Linked DNA regions of Homo sapiens: region 2 is linked to region 1. A link is an interaction called in ENCODE POLR2A ChIA-PET data of the cell type or tissue named here. Cell type or tissue: GM12878. All regions are shown on one strand. Each heading gives the region's core, and the rest is flanking DNA. Links, peaks and the distances in the headings are about the cores only. Region 1 has its middle 94 kb from the start of LINC02303. Region 2 has its middle 150 kb from the start of LINC02303.

Region 1 (5,391 bases), core at 312-5,311:
CAGCCTGGGCGACAGAGCGAGACTCTGTCTCAAAAAGAAAAAAAAGAAAACCTCAGAAAATTCTAAAGTCAATTTACATTTATCATTAAAAAACACGTTAGTTATTACTGAGATAAATTTTCAAAATGTACATTAAATAAACAAATAATCACATTAGTGTATGTAATCTAAACCTAAAATAGGAGCCTAGATGTAGAAGACAAGAGACACTAGAACAATATTTAAAATTAGCCATCAAGGACCCAGGCACTTACAAAAATAATTAGCTGATGTGATAAGCCCTGTTTCAAAAACAAAGTCAACAAACATCTAGACCAGGAGTGCTCTGGTCTCACTAGGAGTAAATTCACAGGTCTGAATCTCTCCATTGGATAAATAAATAAATAAATAAATAAATAAATAAATAAATAAATAGAGCTTTCACTCTAAGAAATATCAAAAGCATGAAAATTTACTTTTTCTTGTTTCTCCTAATGTCTTCTACAAGTCTACACGTACAGGAGCTTAGAAGAGAGCCCGGCACATAGCGCGTGCCCAAGAAATGTTGTTTACAATTATTATATCTTCAAAATGCAAATGAATCAAAAATCTAGATTCTGCAAATGCACAGAAATTGAGAGGCCAGAGAGAGAAAGGAGTGGGTAAGCATTTAATTATATAGTTAGCTCGATGAACACTGTTAACTTTCTCTCTCAAAAAGTCAGATGGAATCTATAAAGTAGCTTGACATACAGAAATCCAAGATTTGATACTTTTTGTTCTTCTCTCCAACTATAACTATTTAAATAAATGAAATAGAATAAATATCATCATAGATCACCAACAAATTTTTGTATTTTTTGTTGTTAATGAGGAAAACTTCCCTTGGGATAAACCATTATTTGAAACAGAAAGAACTTGAATTCCACCACAGGTTAGGAGATGAAAATTATTTGCATTGTATGTGGGTTGCTAAGAAGGAAGCATCAAATTAAATTTTCTACCAAATTCATATTTGCTGGGTTAGTTCCTTTTCTCTCCTATGGTGGCTATAAAATCCATGCTAATTACCCATCAACCTCACAGGGATGAAGCCAGGAGTAAATGGCAAGGAAGCAGCTGGAAACCTCTGAGTACTGCATATAAATGGGGACAGGAGATTACCCCCACTTGATCTGGCAAGACTGGGCCAAAGCCCTGGGCCAAACCCTTGCATCCCCAAGAGACTGCCAACAGGAGCACCAGCTGCACTTTAAAGCAGAAAGTCTAGAACAAGAGCCCTCTGGGAGCAGACAAAGTGTGTAACCGCAAAAAGTAATATTCAGCCTACCAGGGAGTAGCCGTTTCCCAGGATCAACAGAAGGCTAAGAGGTTCCAAATTTCTTGTGAAAGCAGGTAATTTAGCCACAGATTTTTGTCTATCATGGTATTCTTTGACGTTTTTTCTTCCAACATTAGCAGTCACAAATAACATATTGAATGCTTATTATGTAATTGTCATTCTTCATTCATCGTCTGATTTAATTCTCATAACAATTCTGTGAGATAGTTGTTTTTATTATTCCTTGTTTATAGAAGTAATGGAGACTGGAGAGATTAAGTAACTTGCCCAGGGACTTGTAAGGTGGAAAGCAAACTGCAGACATAGAATTATCTCAAGAATTTTCTTTCATAATCATGATGGTTCCAAGATTTTCCATGACTTTCATTTAATTCCCAAATATTTCATTATTATCTTCTTGCCTTTCTTTCTTAGTTACTATCTGCTCTCTGACTACTACAAGGATAGAGCACATATGCGTGTGTGCATGCACACACACACACACCATGCAACTATTAACCAGTTCCAACCTTGGGCTGTGTTAATGCCAGGGAAGCACCCTAAGGGGGCAGTAATTTCCTGTCTCAACTTAGAAAGATGTGAGCCATGGTTCTCTCTATTCAATATGCATAACCTAAAGAGAAATTTCAGAATGTGCCCACTGGGAAAGGAAAGACTTTTTGAGTTTACTCTGAAGGCCTTGGCAAAAATCCAAATATTTGAATTTATTTTGTTTCTCTTCTGAGACTGTGAAATGCTTTTAAGTGTCTGCTAAATTTTGCTCTAATATATAGCAGTAGGGAGGTGCTTCATCTCCCTGGAGTCACTGGAAAAGCTCACAGAAGCGAGTTTAAGAAACAAACCTGAAAAGTGGTACAAGTCAAGCCTGTCTCTCCTCAGAGGCATCTGCAGGCTGTAAAGTGTGCTGACAGGAAATTCAGCTACCCACACGACTTTACAGCAGCTACTCAAACCAGTTTTACATTTATCCTGTGACCAGAGAGGAAGAGGAAAGTAAAAAACATTAAATGTCCTTTGCTTGGCCTCTCATACTGTTTCAAAGCATGAATGCTTGTAAAGTTGTTTAGATATCAAAGCAGACAATATGTGCTGGGTTTTATCTTGAAGGAAAAAAGAAAAATAATGTTTTGGGAATAGAGAATCTTCCAACAAATATATCTCCCATTAATGGTTTTAACTCTGGAGAAATGTTAGTCCTTATAGGATCATCAAATAATCATAAAGTGAAAATACATACTTAGATGAACAAAGACTGAAATTCATCTGTTTCACTTTTTTTAAACAAAGGGCTCCTAACAGTTCTCAGTCAGCTGTTACAATGTTTAATCATAATTTGGGCAAAAATAAAAATCTCCCTTTCTAAATGAATTCTTCTCTTGCTTCATATTAAGCCCACTACTTGTCTTTCAATCCCAGTGGAGATAGATGATAATTGGACACAATCTTTTTCACAATTCCCTTTCAATAGCTTGAAAACAGTTATGAATCTTCATCTTAATTTTTTAAACCCTCAGTATATTGACTCTCTTATAATTCATTGTCAAAATGTCCATTACTATATTTCCTCTTGATTCTCTCACTTCTCTAGAAATATACTAAAACACAAAGACCAATATTAGAGCAATTTCCTAATAAAAGTTTGAATACAAATAAATATCCTATAATACTTGTTTCTAGCTCTCTAATATCAACTACTTCTAATAGCTTTTAAAAGTAAACACTGTTAATCACTTATTGATTTTGAATTTATGATTCTGGTAAAGTGACTTACTTGTTCTACCTAGTTTGGGATAGTTTCTTTGGACATTTTATATCAGGATAAATTAAAAATATCTGTTATATGAAATTATACTGCTCCCTAAAGGTTAATATCAAATTGACTAAATATCTCTTCAATTTATGACATGACACATGGAATTTTACACATTTTCCCCAAGGTATTAGGAACTTAACCAAAATAGTGTCATCAATAATTGGATAGGAACAACATCAATTCAATCATCTGGAGAATTATAAAAGCTCAGATGAGGAAGAGCCCTTTAGAGGCAACCTAGTACAAACTTCCCACTCTGAAATGAAAATGAAAGAACAACAGATGAAATATCTTGATCAGCTCTTAGTGATCCAGGCCTGATCCCCAGGCTCGGTTCTTCCCATGTAGTATCCCTTCCGCTCTGTTCCACAGCCAATTCTCATTCAGAACACCAGAAAAATATGCTGTTATGGTTTGTTCTATGTTATTTTTCCTGCTTTTCAGCCACAGAAACACCTTTGTCCTTTCCCTGACTCTCTTTCTTCACCTAGGTAACCACTGTCCATTAATTAATTCAGCAAATATCCATTGAGTTACTCAATGAATTCCAAGAGTATTGCCAAACCAAAGAGTAATACAATAAATTGATGCAAGTGTAATAAAAATATATGCTAAGGAGTTCTCAGACCCTTTTACCCTTTTCACACAGGGCTAAGTTCACAGGCCTGAAAATCAAGATGTCCAAGGTAGGGATAGGTAAAGCAAGAAAAGACTGGAGATACTGTCTAAGGAAGAGGGCTGTTACTGAGGATAAGTGGATTAAAAAGCCTGGATTAAAATATGTCAAATAAGAGAACTGTAGAGCTTGGTTATGTGGCATCAAAGAGAAGTCTAGTCCATTTAACAGTTCCTGATTGTTTCTGGATTAAAAAAAGGAAATTTTGTTTCTTAATTTCCTTTCTATTATCTATGTCACATCTTAGGCTAATTAATGCAAAACAATATAACTAAGTTATACAACTTATGAAATAGATGCATGTCACACCTAAGGAATTATCCATAAGATATATAAGCTTTGATCCACCAAGAAACTATTCATTCAATGACTATGTATTTTGTATCTATACAAAATTTTCTGTTCTTTCTAGTACCAAATGTGATCATTATAATAATTCTGTTACTTTTATTACATTCATCAGTCACATGTGACATTCCTGACTATAGAGTTCTTTCTACAAGTGTAATTTACTAATATCTACTAACAATCTCACTAAAAACAGCAGTTGTTCAAGGAAAACATTGCCCTTTATAATACATGTACAGACATCTAGGAATACATCAGACATGTGCATGTTCAAGTATGTATTACAAATAAGTCATGGGGTCATGAAACTTGGCAAGGTGATTTATTTTTATTTATAATGCTATGTAGAAGACATATTTCTAATTGTTGTCACAACTTGAAATATGTACTTCTTATTTTTGTGTTATCACATAGTTTATCAATTACTATCAAGCACAGGATATCTTGAACCTTTCATATATTATTGAAATATTTTCCTAGTTGCAAACACTGTGTGTATTGGAAACAGCATGGGGCAAACTGCCGCTTTTAAACCATCAGATCTCATGAGAACTCACTTACTATCATGAGAACAGCATAGGGGAAATTGTCCCCATGATCCAGTCACCTCCCACCAGATCCCTCCCCCAACACATGGAGATTACAATTCCAGATGAAATTTGGGTGGGAACACAGAGCCAAACCATATCAGTGTGCTAAAAATAGATGATGACATCCATGTAAGACACCTTCATTTTCAGTTCATCTCTCTTCAAATAATTTGTCACCCTTTATAACATGTGAACAACTAGATTGAATACTGAGAGAGAATATACAAAGGAGGCTTTACTCTGTACCTCACTATTATTATAGCTTGATTCAATGTAGAATTTTCTACAAACAAAACCCTAGAATTAGAGAGACAGTGAATTTCCAAATCATCGTGTCATTGTCCAGAGCCACTACCGAGGCACCAGAATAGGAAGTGAGTGGTTCTGATCCCTGAAGCATGATTAATGATCCTGATGTCACTGGCTATCTTTCAGCATGCAGTGGCCACATACTGCAACGCAGAGGCTATAAAAAGTGCTCTGCAGATATGCATTACCTCAGTTCATCCTTCCACAGACCCTGAAATGCAAGTAAAATGTAAGGCTGAAATTGGCAGATTAGTTCCATGCCTGTATAGTAATCTCAGCACCGGCTTGAGACACAGGCTACTCTGAAAACAATCTATGCTAACCTCAGGCCCAG
Region 2 (5,391 bases), core at 247-5,246, 59 kb before region 1:
GAATGTTAATCCCCAAGACAATGGGGAAAATGTCTTCAGGGCATGCCATAGGTCTTCATGTCAGCCCCTTTAATCACAGACCTGGAGGCCTAAGAGGAAAAAGTGGTTTCATTGGCTAGGCCAAGGGTACCCATGCTGTGTGCAGCCTAGGGACTTGATGCCCTGTGTCCCAGCTACTCCAGTCATGGCTAAAAGGGGCCAATGTAGAGCTCAGGCTGTAGCTTCAGATGGTGCAAGCCTCAAGCCTTGGCAGCTTCCACTTGATGTTGAGCTTCCAGTACACAGAAGTCAAGATTGGGGTTTGGGAACCTCCACCTAGATTTCAGAAGATGCATAGAAATGCCTGGATGTCCAGGCAGAAGTTTACCACAGGGGTGGGGCTCTCATGGAGAACCTCTGCTAGAGCAGTGCAGAAGCGAAATGTAGGGTTGGACCCCTCACACAGAGTCCCTACTAGGGTACCACCTAGTGGTAAGAAGTGGTAAGAAGAGGACCACCGTTCTCTAGACCCCAGAATGATAGATCCACTGACAGCTTGCACTGTGCACCTGGAAAAACCTCAGACACTCAATGCCAGTCCACGAAAGGAGCTGGAAGGGAGGCTGTATCCTGCAAAGCCACTGGTGTGGAGCTTTCCAAGGCCATGGGAACCCACCATTTGCACCAGCATGACCTGAATATGAGACATGGAGTCAGAGAAGATCATTTTGGAAGTTTAAGATTTGACTGCCCTGCTGGATTTTGGACTTGCATGGGGCATGTAGCCCCTTTATTTTCCCAATTTCTCCCATTTAGGATAGCTGTGTTTACCCAATGCCTGTAACCTCATTGTATCTAGGAAGTAACTAACCTGCTTTTGATTTTACAGGCTCCTAGGTGGAAGGGACTTGCCTTGTCTCGGATGAGACTTTGAAGTGTGGACTTTTGAGTTAACGCTGGAACGAGTTAAGACTTTGGGGGACTGTTGGAAAGGCATGATTGGTTTTCTAATGTGAGAACATGAGATTTGGGAGGGGCCAGGAGTAGAGTGATATGGTTTGATGGTGTCCCCACCAAAATCTCATCTTGAATTCCCATGTGTTGTGGGATAGACCCAGTGGGAGGTAGTTGAATCATAGGGGCAAGTCTTTCCCATGCTGTTCTCATGATAGTGAAAAAGTCTCACAAGATCTGAGGGTTTTACAAAGTGGAGTTCCTCTGCACAAGTTATCCTCTTTGCCAGCTGCCATCCATGTAAGACATGACTTGCTTGCCCTTGCCTTCTGCCATTATTGTGAGTCTTCCCCAGCCACGTGGATCTGTAAGTCCAATTAAACCTCTTTCTTTTGTAAATTGCCCAGTCTCAGGTATGTCTTCATCAGCAGCATGAAAATGGACTAATACACTGTTCTTTGTTTCTTCCTGAGGGGCCTGGAGGAGATCATGCCCTGGGCAAGAACTAATATTCTTTTCAGTTGATCTCAAATATTTAGACAAAGCTTTGCCTCTGAACCAGTATTAAATTGTTACAGTAGTTATCTAGTGACATATAAACAGGGCAGGAGAGGGCTTCCCCCAACACACCATGAGTGTTGGGTGACCATCAAGCAATGGTCAGGCAGTTGGTAACTGTTTTTCTAAAATAATAATTGGTCACAGCTGGCACTGGGGAAAGACGGGCTCCTGATAGATAGAAAACACCTGTAACTGATCAGCAGCTTCCCAATAAGATCTCAGGAGTGGGTGCAGTGGCTCATGTCTGTAATCGCAGCACTTTGGGTGGCTGAGGTGGGCAGATCACGAGGTCAGGAGATCGAGACCATCCTGGCCAACATGGTGAATCCCTGTCTCTACTAAAATACAAAAAATTAGCCGGGAATGGTGGTGCATGCCTGTAGTCCCAGCTACTCAGGAGGCTGAGGCAGGGGAATTGCTTGAACCCGGGAGGTGGAGGTTGCAGTGAGCCAAGATCATGCCACTGCACTCCAGCCTGGCGACACCATGACTCCATCTCAAAAAAAAAAAAAAAAATAGATCTCAGCAATGGAGAGGGAAGTAATAAAACCCCAAGTCAAAAGATCAAGCTGCACACTTGGTTTCTCAAATTGTCCACTTGGCCATCTTCCAAGCTGTACTTTCCTTCTTTTCTTCTTTTATTCCTTACACTCTAAAGCTTTTTAATAAACTTCCACTTCTGCTGTGAAACTTGCCTTGGTATCTTCTTCTCTCTTATGCCTCTCACTTAAATTCTTTCTTCTGAGGAGACAAGAATTGAGGTTGCTGCAGATCTGTATAGATATGCCACCAGTAACTCGAATCTTTTCCATGGTTAGCAAAATCAGAAAATCTTTGACTCCACCTATAATCTGTAGGTCTCCTTTCTGCTTCAAGATATGCCACCTTTTTAGTTCAAAATAATTTATAGCTGCCATATATTGAATTATGACTTTGCCTATAACCTCTACATCTCTGCCTCTGAAACCCCTTATCAATGAGCCATTAGGGAAGGGACCACAACCCTCAGACCACAGACTAATACTGGTCTGTGGCTCATTAGAAATGAGCCACACAACAGGAGGTTAAAGATGGGTAAGCTAGTAAAGTTTCATCTGTTCTTACAACCACTGCCCATCACTTTCATTACCACCTGAGCTCTGCCTCCTGTCAGATCAGCAGTGGCATTAGGTTCTCATAGGAGCACGAACCATATTGTGAACTGCGAATGCAAGGGATCTAGGTTGGACTCTTCTTATGAGAATCTAATGCCAGATGATCTAAGGTGGACCCAAGGTGGTGATGCAGCACTGGGGAGTGGCTGCAAATACAGATTAACATTAGCAGAGATTTTTAACTGCACAGAAACCATAATAAATCAATTGCTTGGAGACACAGATCAAAACCCTATCAGTGAGTAGCAAGTGGCATTTAAACTGCATCTCGTGGCAGCTTTATAGTGGCAAGTGAGTTGGTGTACTTCAATTTCACAGCTGCATCTGGTGGCAGGATTTAAGTCAGAACCTGATACTCATTTTTGTCTCGACATGGTCCACCCATTATTTTATTTACCACTTTCATCTGTGCCTCTTTCCCACACTGTGCACTTGCCTTAGTCACAGTTTTGGTTCCCACAAGCTAACTCTGGCCAAAATGAGTAAGAACCAAACATCACTGGAGAGCTTCTTTGAAAAGGGGTAAACACCCAATGATGAGACAGCAGAAGACTCTAAGACTGCCAACAAAAAGAAAGCTGCATTTAAAAGAAAACACCAAGTCCTACTTAAATTATGGGTTCATTGCAACAGGTGATTCACATTCTCCAAGGCCACTTTGTAAAATACGTGACAACTGGCTATCCAATGAAGCCCTGTAACCTTCAAAACTGCTTTGTCACATGGAGACCAAGGACCCTGCAATAAAAGACAAGCCTTTGGAGTTTTTCAAAAGAAAAAATGTGAACACAAATAACAGAAGCAGTTATTGAAGACCACCACTTCATCAAATGTGTCTGCACTGAAAGCATAATTCCTAGTGGCTAACTGCATTGCTAAAGCTAAGAAATCCTTTCCTATTGGTGAAGAGTTCATCCTGCCGGCTGCTAAGGACATTTGTGGTTAAACGTTAGGAGAGGCTACAGTTCAAAAGGTGGCACATGTTCCTCTTTTATCTAGCACCATAGCTAAATGAATTGATGAACTAGCAGAGGATATTGAGGCACAGTTTTTAGAGAGAATTAATGAGTCACTGTGGTATTTAATCCAGGTTGACAATTCTATAGATATTGACAACAAGGCAACAATGCTTGTTTGTTTTCATGCAATATATTTTTCAGGAGGATGTGCATGAGGATATGTTCTGTGCACTTTTGTTGCCAAACAACACCACAGCTGCAGAACTATTAAGTCTTTGAATAATTACATATTAGGAAAACTGTATTGGTCATTTTGTGTTGGTATATGCATGAACAGAGAGGCTGCCATGGCTGGATGGCTTTCTGGTTTCACTACTCAGATCAAAGAAGTCACTTCTGAATTTGAGTCTGTGCACTGTGACTGCCATAGAGAAATCTTAGCTACCCCAAAAATGTCACCTAAACTTAATGACATTTTGCAGGATGCTATTAAAACTATCAACAACATTAAAGTATATGCTTTTAACTCATGTCTGTTGGCGCAGCTCTGTGAGGAGATGGACACAGAGCACACACATCTCTTACACACAGATGTGAAATGACTTTCTAAAGGTAGATCACTGGCCAGAGTTTTTGAGTTATGAGAGCTGCTCCAGAGATATTTTTAGAAAAACAGTAACCACTGGCAGCACATTTCAGTGACACAGAATGGGTTGCAAAACTTGCTTACCTCTGTCACATATTCAACTTGCTGAATGAACTCAATCTGTCACTTCAGGGGAGAATGAAAGCTGTGTTCAAGTCAGCAGATAAAGTGGCTGCGTTTAAAGCCAAACTGGAATTATGGGGGCGACAAGTGAACATTGGAATATTTGACAATTTCAAACATTGGCAGATATTTTGAAAGAGACTGAGCCAAGGCCTTCTTTCTCCTAGCTGGTGCATGATCACCTATCTCATCTTTCAAAAGAGTTTGAACATTACTTCCCAAACACAAAAGACTGCCAAACTGGGAAAGAATGGATCAGTGACCCATTTGTGAGTAAGCCAGATGAATTGATTTTGCCTGTGCCAGAAGAGGATCAACTGCTTGAGATCACAAATGACAGTGGCCTTAAAAGTACGTTCCAGACAACTTCAAATCCTAATCATCAAGGAGGAATATCCTGTGATTGCCACAAAAGCACTGTAAAGCCTGCTTCCATTTCCAACATTCTTTCTTTTTGAAGCAGAGTTTTCTGCAGTGACAGAAACCACAATGAGATAACAGAGTAGACTGGACATAAGCAACACACTTCAGGTGTCACTGTCTCCCATCACCCTCAGATGGGACCGTCTAGTTTCAGGAAAACAAGCTCAGGGCCCCCACTGATTCTACATTATGGTGAGTTGTATAACTATTTCATTATATATGACAATGTAGTAATAATAGATATAAAGCGCACAATAAATATAATGTTCTTGAATCATCCCAAAACCATCCCCCACTCCTCAGTCCGTGGAGAAATTGTCTTCTGCAAAACCCGTCCCTGGTGCTAAGAAAGCTGGGAACTGCTGCATTAGGGAGTTTGAGTCTTAAGCATTTGCGTCTTAAGCATCCCTGGTGCCTGATTCTCACTGCTTGATGCCTTGCAATAGATGCGTCACTTCTAGCTGCAGTCCTGATGCCAATGTTTGTTTTTGCTGTGCTGGGTGAATGGATCCCAGTTCAGTCCAATAACACTCTCAGCTACTTTTCTTTCTCAACTTCAAGTCTAAGTAACATTTGGGTTAGTATTTTTTCT

What was found. Peaks named below come from ENCODE experiments on the same cell type or tissue, not always from the same donor. Only the 100,000 strongest peaks of a DNase experiment are listed, where the experiment ranks them.
Region 2: POLR2A ChIA-PET joins it to region 1 with 5 read pairs; 2 of 35 experiments call an interaction of 5 or more read pairs at or near these places.

The regions. Positions count from the first base shown.
Region 1 is chr14:45,807,150-45,812,540 of GRCh38, reverse strand. No RefSeq gene overlaps it. Among named protein-coding and RNA genes, the nearest start is that of LINC02303, 94 kb to the right of the region's middle. RefSeq lists an enhancer at 836-1,465. In GM12878, for the core only: a CTCF peak has its summit at 1,870; DNase peaks (open chromatin) are centred at 1,940 and 2,210; H3K27ac peaks cover 489 bases.
Region 2 is chr14:45,866,270-45,871,660 of GRCh38, reverse strand. No RefSeq gene overlaps it. Among named protein-coding and RNA genes, the nearest start is that of LINC02303, 150 kb to the right of the region's middle. RefSeq lists an enhancer at 3,016-3,295. In GM12878, for the core only: no CTCF peak of the experiment used is centred there; DNase peaks (open chromatin) are centred at 2,630, 3,090 and 4,130; H3K4me3 peaks cover 1,815 bases; H3K27ac peaks cover 3,535 bases.